Regions from separate parts of the Homo sapiens genome. Here region 1 is linked to region 2. A link is a contact called in ENCODE Hi-C data. All regions are on one chromosome and are shown on one strand. The core of a region is the stretch at or near the end of the contact, and the rest is flanking DNA. Distances in the headings are between cores, read along the strand shown.

Region 1 (3,404 bases), core at 6-2,505, 1.9 Mb after region 2:
TGAGCTAATCCTACTCCTGGCTGTTAATCCAAATATAAAGCATACTAATAGGTATTTTCTGCCCAAACTAAACATTCATACATTTCAATATAGTTTAAAGATAAAATTTTTCATTTCCCAAACTATTATTAAGCAGTACACTAGTATTTTCTATATGGTGTCAATGTCCTTCATCCAAATGTATTACAAACCCACTTATTAATTTAGGAACCTATAAGCCATATTTATAAAACAAGCCTAATCTTACTGTGTTCATTATACAAATATTTCCTTCTCCTATCTTATTGTCAGTTCAATTAATTATTTGAATATGCTCCTTTAAGACGACTCAAACTCAACATTTTCTCAAACATTTTCAAGAGACTGTAATGTTTCAGGATACAGAGTTATTCGGGAATATAAAAATGTAATTCACCAATACAATCTATGTATCATACGATTATTAAAACCTAAACCTTGATTGAATTTGAACTACCTGTTACAGGTTACACTTGTAAAAGCTGACACAGATACGCCTAAATCCGATACCTTGAGTGTATCCAGTATACCCCGATCCTTAAACGTCTGGTATAGCTTTTTGCGCAGTTCATCTTGACTCAACACATCAGCCACGGTAAACATGTTGGACTAAAAGACAAAATGGTTATAGGTTACCTGCGGGGCAGAGGGAACGTGAACGTCTGAAAACAGACCAGTGGCCTCCGGGGAAGCCATAAGAGGCCTAGCGGCGAAAGTTTAACGAACACAAAACAAGACTTTATTTCCGCCCGAGAAGGGGCAGGTGTGTCTACCTGCGCCATCATCAGGCGTCAGCTCCCTCCGGAGCCCGCCTCGCTCGCCCCGCCGCGGCCCGAGTTTAGTGCCCAGCCCGGGCGGTGGGGCCAAGACGAGGGGGAATCCCTGCCCTCAGAACCCTGCCTCTGTCCCGAGGGTTCGGGAGGAACAAAGGTGCTGAACGTTCTCTGCCTCGCACTCCCAACTAGGTTTTCTAGCAAACACGCGAGCTTCCTTTCTTCGCGGTTCTGAGGCAAGGGCGAGGACCCAGGCACGACTCAAAGGCGGCTGGAGGGCGGGGACCCAGACACTAGGGACTGAAGGCAGCGAGGCAGGACCGCCTCACAGCCAGTCCGGCAACTTCCGGAAACCTGCTAAATATAGCCTTCCCGAGCTGAAGAGCTACGGCGCATGAGCTTGGTTGCCCAGCACCGGCCGGAAGCTCCGCCTACGTATCGCGAGAGCACATCCCAGGGTATCGCGAGAACTGCTTCGGCGTTCTGGCTACAGGTTCGGGGCGCGGGTCTCTTCCGCGGAAACTGACATTGCGTTTCCGTTGTCGGCCTCCCACTGCAGGTAGGGAATGGAGCAAGTGCGGCGGGGGGCGGGTGTTTTGAGTCCCTGGAGGACTTCGTAGCCCCTGCGTGACGCGGATGTTGGTCCTGTACCTCCACCCCTCCCCGGGGTGGCCGGGCCGGACCTGCCAGCCCTCCGCTGGCTCATCCGCGCAGCCCTTCCACCTGCAGACGTCCGCCCTCTCGGGGGCTGTGGTTTCGCGGTTCACTGGGTCATTCAGCTAACCCAGGGTTTCTTAACGGCTGCACTGTTGCCTTTTGGAGCCGGAAGATTCTTTGTTTTGGGAGGCTGTCCTGTGCATTGTAGGTTTAGCTGTATCCTTGCTCTCTATTTTGTCAGTATCACCTTCTCCCCCAAGTGTGACAACCAAAGATGTCTCCAGATATTGCCAGATGTCCTCTTGGAAGCAAGATCGCTCCGGGTTGAGATCCACAGAGCTAAACGTTTTAGAGTACCAACCATTGTGTGCTGTGAGGTAAAGGTGAGCCAGTCCTCATGATGCTTAAATGTAATTAGAAAGGAAAGGAACCAAACCTCTCAGAAGCGATAATGAAAATGTTACAGCCAGAGAATTGAACAAGAACTAAGATACATTGTAGACTGGATAAAGAGTTTAAAGGGGAGGTGGTTGAAGATGGAAGTGATCCAGATCATCTCTGTGGAAAAAGTGTGTCTTTATCGGGGCCTTGATGGGTAGGATTCGGGTGGTGAGCAAAAAGGAGAACATCACAGGAAGGGGAAAAATGAGCAAAGGAATCATTAAAAGAAAAAAAAAAGCCACGACCTTCTTGGGAGCAGTGAGGAATCTAGCCTGACTCCAGAGTTGTGTGCTGGGAATATAAGCCTTATATGGTATCTAAGTCCTGTGAGGACAGAATTGGATGTCAGCTTTGTGTACAGCATTGAAGATGAGTACGATGAGTTTTGATCTCTGGCTGTGAAAAACTTAAAGTATTTAAGAGGCAGTAAGAGTGACAGGACTTCATAGGAGGTGGAGAACCTGTAAGTTTTTGTTGGAAACAATGGAAAAGGAGGAGAGGCTTAGTTGGATTTTAAAGGATGGGTAGTGGTTGCAGACAGAATAAAGGAGAACATTCCAGGCATGAAGAGAGAAATGATAGTAGCTCTGAACTCGATATAGTCAAAGTGAATTTGGGAGAAAAAATAAGTAAACGAGTCAACGCTAGCAGAGGTGGAACAATAGGGCTGAGAAAAGACACGTGGAGCAATGTGGGAATCTTGAATACTAGTACATGATCCTGTAGCTGAGATGCATCAAAGGCTTTTGAGTGGAATGATGAAAACAGTGTTCTAAAAAGATGTTGATATGTTGTAAATGTTGTTAAGTAGAATCACTTGTCCACTGTTTAAAAAAAAAAAATGTTCCTGAAGACCCCCTTACTCCCACCTCCACCTTTGGTCCCACAGTTGAATACATGAATATAATTAGATAAAATGTTCTCCAAAAACTAGCATAACTTCTAGGGGAGGGAGAATTGCTTATAATATTAATAGAAAAATGTCACATTAAAGACCTATCAGTAGTATTCCTACTGCCCCTCCTCATTGTAATAGACATGTCCCATGCCATACCAGTTTAGTCTCATGACCCCAGGTTTATGGAACAACTGAAATCACTGCTCTCGCGAGCACAGGGCAGTTTTTCTAGAAGCTCTTCTATAGAGGTTGTAAAGAGGCATGCTACAAAAATGGATGTCTTTGGAACTGGAGTCCATGAGTTTTATCTTGCATTTGTCTACAACTTAAGAGACTTCCAAGTTCACTGAGCATCCTCCCACTCTGGCACTGTTGGTGTTCCACCCACCCCTTAGTTTCTAGTTTCCCAGTGACTTCAAATGAGCAGCCCTGGGCTTGGCCTATGGAACGGTTTGGAATAAGTCTGTGTAGTCCAGAGTCAGCAAATACTTGGCCCTCCTGTAGGTACTGCACTTCCCCAAATTCATAGCAGACATGGATAATTGATCACAGCATTCTTTCCTGGTGACCACATTTAGTCTCAGAATCTTTCTCAGCGCCAGTTCCTGGCAGTCACT
Region 2 (3,638 bases), core at 536-3,035:
GTTACAATTATATTGAAAAATTCCTTGATTGGCATCAGATTGACTCTTCATTTTCTCAACTCCTGATTTCAAAAGGAAGCCTGCCTTTTGCAATTTCCTGAAACTTAAATTAGAGATTACGCTGCTATGTCTTAAGAAAGCTTAGCTTCCTCCTCTCACTCACTTCTTCCTTGAGAGTGTGATCCCAATCTGAGGTTGCCAAAGGTTTCAAAATATATTATACCTGATTTGTGTGTTGCAACTAACTGCCCCAGTGTGGCCAGTGACATGATGAATTTCCCTCTTTCCATCAGATTTCCTTAATATTCATATGCAATCACAAGGCACTCAACCTTTATTCCATTGCAACTGTGAGCAGTGGCAGCCTTTTTGCTTGGTTCCAAGCACAGGGCAGCTACGTATAGGCACAGAGAATGGTGCCCTTGCTGTTTCGCCTTTCGGTTAATTCCAGCCCAGGTACTGATTTAAAATAGCCCAGAAAGTTTTTCATTTCCAAAATATTCAAGAACAGTGCAGCTTTTCACTAAGTCCCTGAAGACAGGGGAGGTGGGGTGAACTTTGGTTCATTGTGAACTCTGATGCAGGCTATGAATAGTGACTCCTCTGAGAGATGCGCGGGGCAGCATCTTACCAGAGATTTCTGACTATTCTCCATACTCCAGCAAGACTTTCAAAGTGCATAGTGGAAATGGTCAGATTATCAGTAAAGAAGAAGGGGAAGCAGAAAGCAATGTGGTATTCAGTGGCTAATAAGGAGCATATAAACAAATTAAGGTTTACGCATCTTCGTTAAGTCATTTCCCAAGCTTTTCCAGCAAAAGTAAATGTGAGAGAAGTACACAGATATTAATACTAACGCGTTTCCAGCAGCCTCAGAGCAGCAGCATTTAACGCTGAATATCACACAGAATCCCAGCCACCAAGAATGTCTGCATTTTGGAGGTTCCTCTCCTCCGGCTCTGGGGCAAGGCACAACAGAAAAACTCAGATTTGTCCAAGGGACACAACTGTGCTTTTGATCTACTCTGGGGTGGCTGTGTCTGTCCATAGCCCCTAGCATAGTCAGGTGGGAATATCAACAATGCAGACCCGAGGGAGTCCCAGCTTGCTGCTCCTTGGTTTCTGGACACTCCTCTCATCCCGCAATGTCTCTGGGAAAGCTGTTCTACTTTTTAATAGACAGAATCCTAAAAGGATGTCTGGTGATCCCCATAGCGGAGAAAGAGGGCTAGAGTGGGGAAGTGGCTATTTCCCCGCCGCCAGCCTCCCACTCCCATTCCTCAGAGAAGCCCCGCCAGGGCCCCGGCCAACCTCGCCGCACCAAAAGCTTCTCTGGCTCCAGGGCCGATAGCGGCACGCGGTCATGTTTGCGGCAAGTGGCACAGTTCCTGCCCTCTCAAGCAGACCACGCCCTGCTGCTGCCCACGCTCCTTACTGCCGCCCGCCCTTACCCGAACGACTTACCTGAGCCAGAACCTCCTCGTTCGCTCCCGGTACCCGAGGATCCCGCACGCGGCCATCTTGGCCACGCCCCCTCACGTTTAGCCACGTCCCTACGCAGCAAACGTCATTTCGTCATTCCAGGTTACGCCCCTATCAGTCCCCATTCTGTCCCCGACCCAGGCTGAAATCTCGCCCTGGCCACGCTTCCCCAGCGCCGGAGTCCACACCTGCTCTGCGCTCTGGCTACACATCTCCTGTCGCTGCCACGCGCCTGCACGCTAACTTGCCGACGCCTCTGCCCTCCGCCTGCTCCACCATCTTTGTTACGCCCCTCAGAGCAACAAGGCACGCCCACACGTAAGGACCGCGCCCCCCACGTTCGAGGCACGTCTCTGCGTTCCAACTACGTCATGTCCCTACTTCCCTTTTCGCGCCACCTCCCTTGCCGGTCACTACTCCGCAGCCCGCCTTTCCATCTGTGGCCACTTTTCCACCCTTCGCCCAGTGATCATCCAGTCACAACTAGTCTGCCTACCCCACCTCCCTCCCTTGGGCTCACGTCCCTACTCCGCCTGAGGCCGACCGTCCCGCGAATTCGAATTTCTTTTTTACACCCTTGCGACTACGCCACGCCTTTCACGTAAGGGCTAAAGTCAGCTCGTTCGGGCCACGCCCCTGCGGTACGCCTGGGTCACGCCTCTTCCGCTAAGCCTTGCTGCCTGCGCTCCTCACTGGCGGGGCCGTTCCCGCCGTGGCCGTTCCCACCGTGGCTAACCCCTTCCATTCTCTCGGAACAGGCAAGACCCCTCTGGTCCGCGTCACTTTTCTTACTGCATTCCACACCTCTCTTTTCTGGCCAGTCCTGGCCGTCCTCTCAGGCCACACGCTACAACCTTGTGGTCCTCATTGGCCACTCGCATCCTGCGCATGCGCACTTACCTACCTTCACTTCTGGTCACGCGTTAGGTTCCCAGGCCACCCACTTTTGGTTCCACTCTGGTCACGCCTCTCCCGCCAGTTGCACGCTCTCTGCGCTCCTTTTAGGTGCGATACTTGATCCCGGGAAGCCACGGAGGTGTTGGAGGGGCCCACCAGTCTCCAGAGAGGACTGTCCAGGTCCTGGAACCAGATGTCCGCGGCATTTATAGAGTGAAATGAGCCTGCGGATCTCTGATCCTCTCCTAAAAAGTGACTTTCTCCATGTATCTCCCAACTCTAAACACCACAACTCGTTAAGCAAAAACCGAGTAGGAAACAGAACTGATGGGCCAGTGGTGGAGCAATGTTCCTTCTAGCTAGGTTTCATGTCCTTTAACCCGATATGGAGATAAACTGGAACCGTGTTCCTTCCAGCCCATTTAAAGTCAGCGGACTTTAAATGCTAGGGAGATACATGGAGTAAGCACACTCCTCTACTTCCTGATGTGTCCTCCTGATGACTTTTCCTAGGCACTTGGTGCCCTAATGCTCTCTAGGTCCTGTCTAGACACCACCACATTCAGACCTCTGTTTGCAGCCCCCTGCTCCAAGATTACGCTTTTTTACTCCCTCCATTCGCAATTCTGGGTTCACAGGAAAAAAGTGAGGAGGTTATTACCAGCTTTTCTGTCCAGAAATTTCTGAACGGACATTCTTAGAGGATGGACACTTTCCATTAGCCATTCATTCATTCATTCATTCAAGACAGATTTATCAAGTACTATGTTCCAGTAAGAAATAAGACAAGAGTCAAAGAGATCACAGACTGAGCTTCCCCAACTCAAGTTTAGATGGCACAAGAATTGAGAAAATTAAAGATGGTGTAATAAAGGAGTTGATAGGTGGAAAAGGACTTGATAAGTGCTGGTTTGTTGTTCTAATTAGCAGGAGTATTTTGGGGCAGCAAACATAGGAAGCCACTTACATAGCAGTTAGTACAGCTCCCTTCACAATAAATTCTCAATCTTCATTTAAAGTATTCCCTTTTCACTTGTATAGAGGATTACAATTTTTCCCTCCATGGCAGTGAGATTTACTATATACACTTCTACATATGCCAGTAATCAAGATTTTATGATCACATATAAAGTGTAAAAGTTCCTTTCTCTTCCCACCTTCCATCCATTTCTGCTTTGAAGACAGTGGGAACTTTCACAATATTGAGCTACAAGGAGCACAGAGTAAAAGACAATTTTCAACAAAACATTTTTTATTAA

Evidence for each region. A loop is a pair of places that touch in the nucleus more often than their neighbours do. Pooled maps may share reads with other maps.
Region 1: a pooled map shows a loop between it and region 2 (23-fold over the local background). The contact joins the promoter of TRAPPC2 here to the promoter of CA5BP1-CA5B in region 2. A Hi-C loop is called at or near these places in 3 of 37 single-sample maps with no recorded cell type and 13 of 50 pooled maps.

The regions. Positions count from the first base shown.
Region 1 is chrX:13,732,471-13,735,874 of GRCh38, reverse strand. It overlaps TRAPPC2 (trafficking protein particle complex subunit 2), which reads left to right and starts at 1,255. Exons shown (of 6, transcript NM_001011658.4): 1 at 1,255-1,350; 2 at 1,690-1,831. OFD1 (OFD1 centriole and centriolar satellite protein) reads right to left here and starts at 1,127. Exons shown (of 23, transcript NM_003611.3): 1 at 792-1,127; 2 at 529-627. The coding sequence starts at 803. RefSeq lists enhancers at 214-785, 554-1,753.
Region 2 is chrX:15,673,605-15,677,242 of GRCh38, reverse strand. It overlaps CA5BP1-CA5B (CA5BP1-CA5B readthrough), which reads right to left and starts at 1,785. Exons shown (of 12, transcript NR_160544.1): 1 at 1,465-1,785. It also overlaps a transcript of CLTRN not described here and the pseudogene CA5BP1. RefSeq lists enhancers at 1,710-1,829, 1,502-2,120, 2,353-2,856.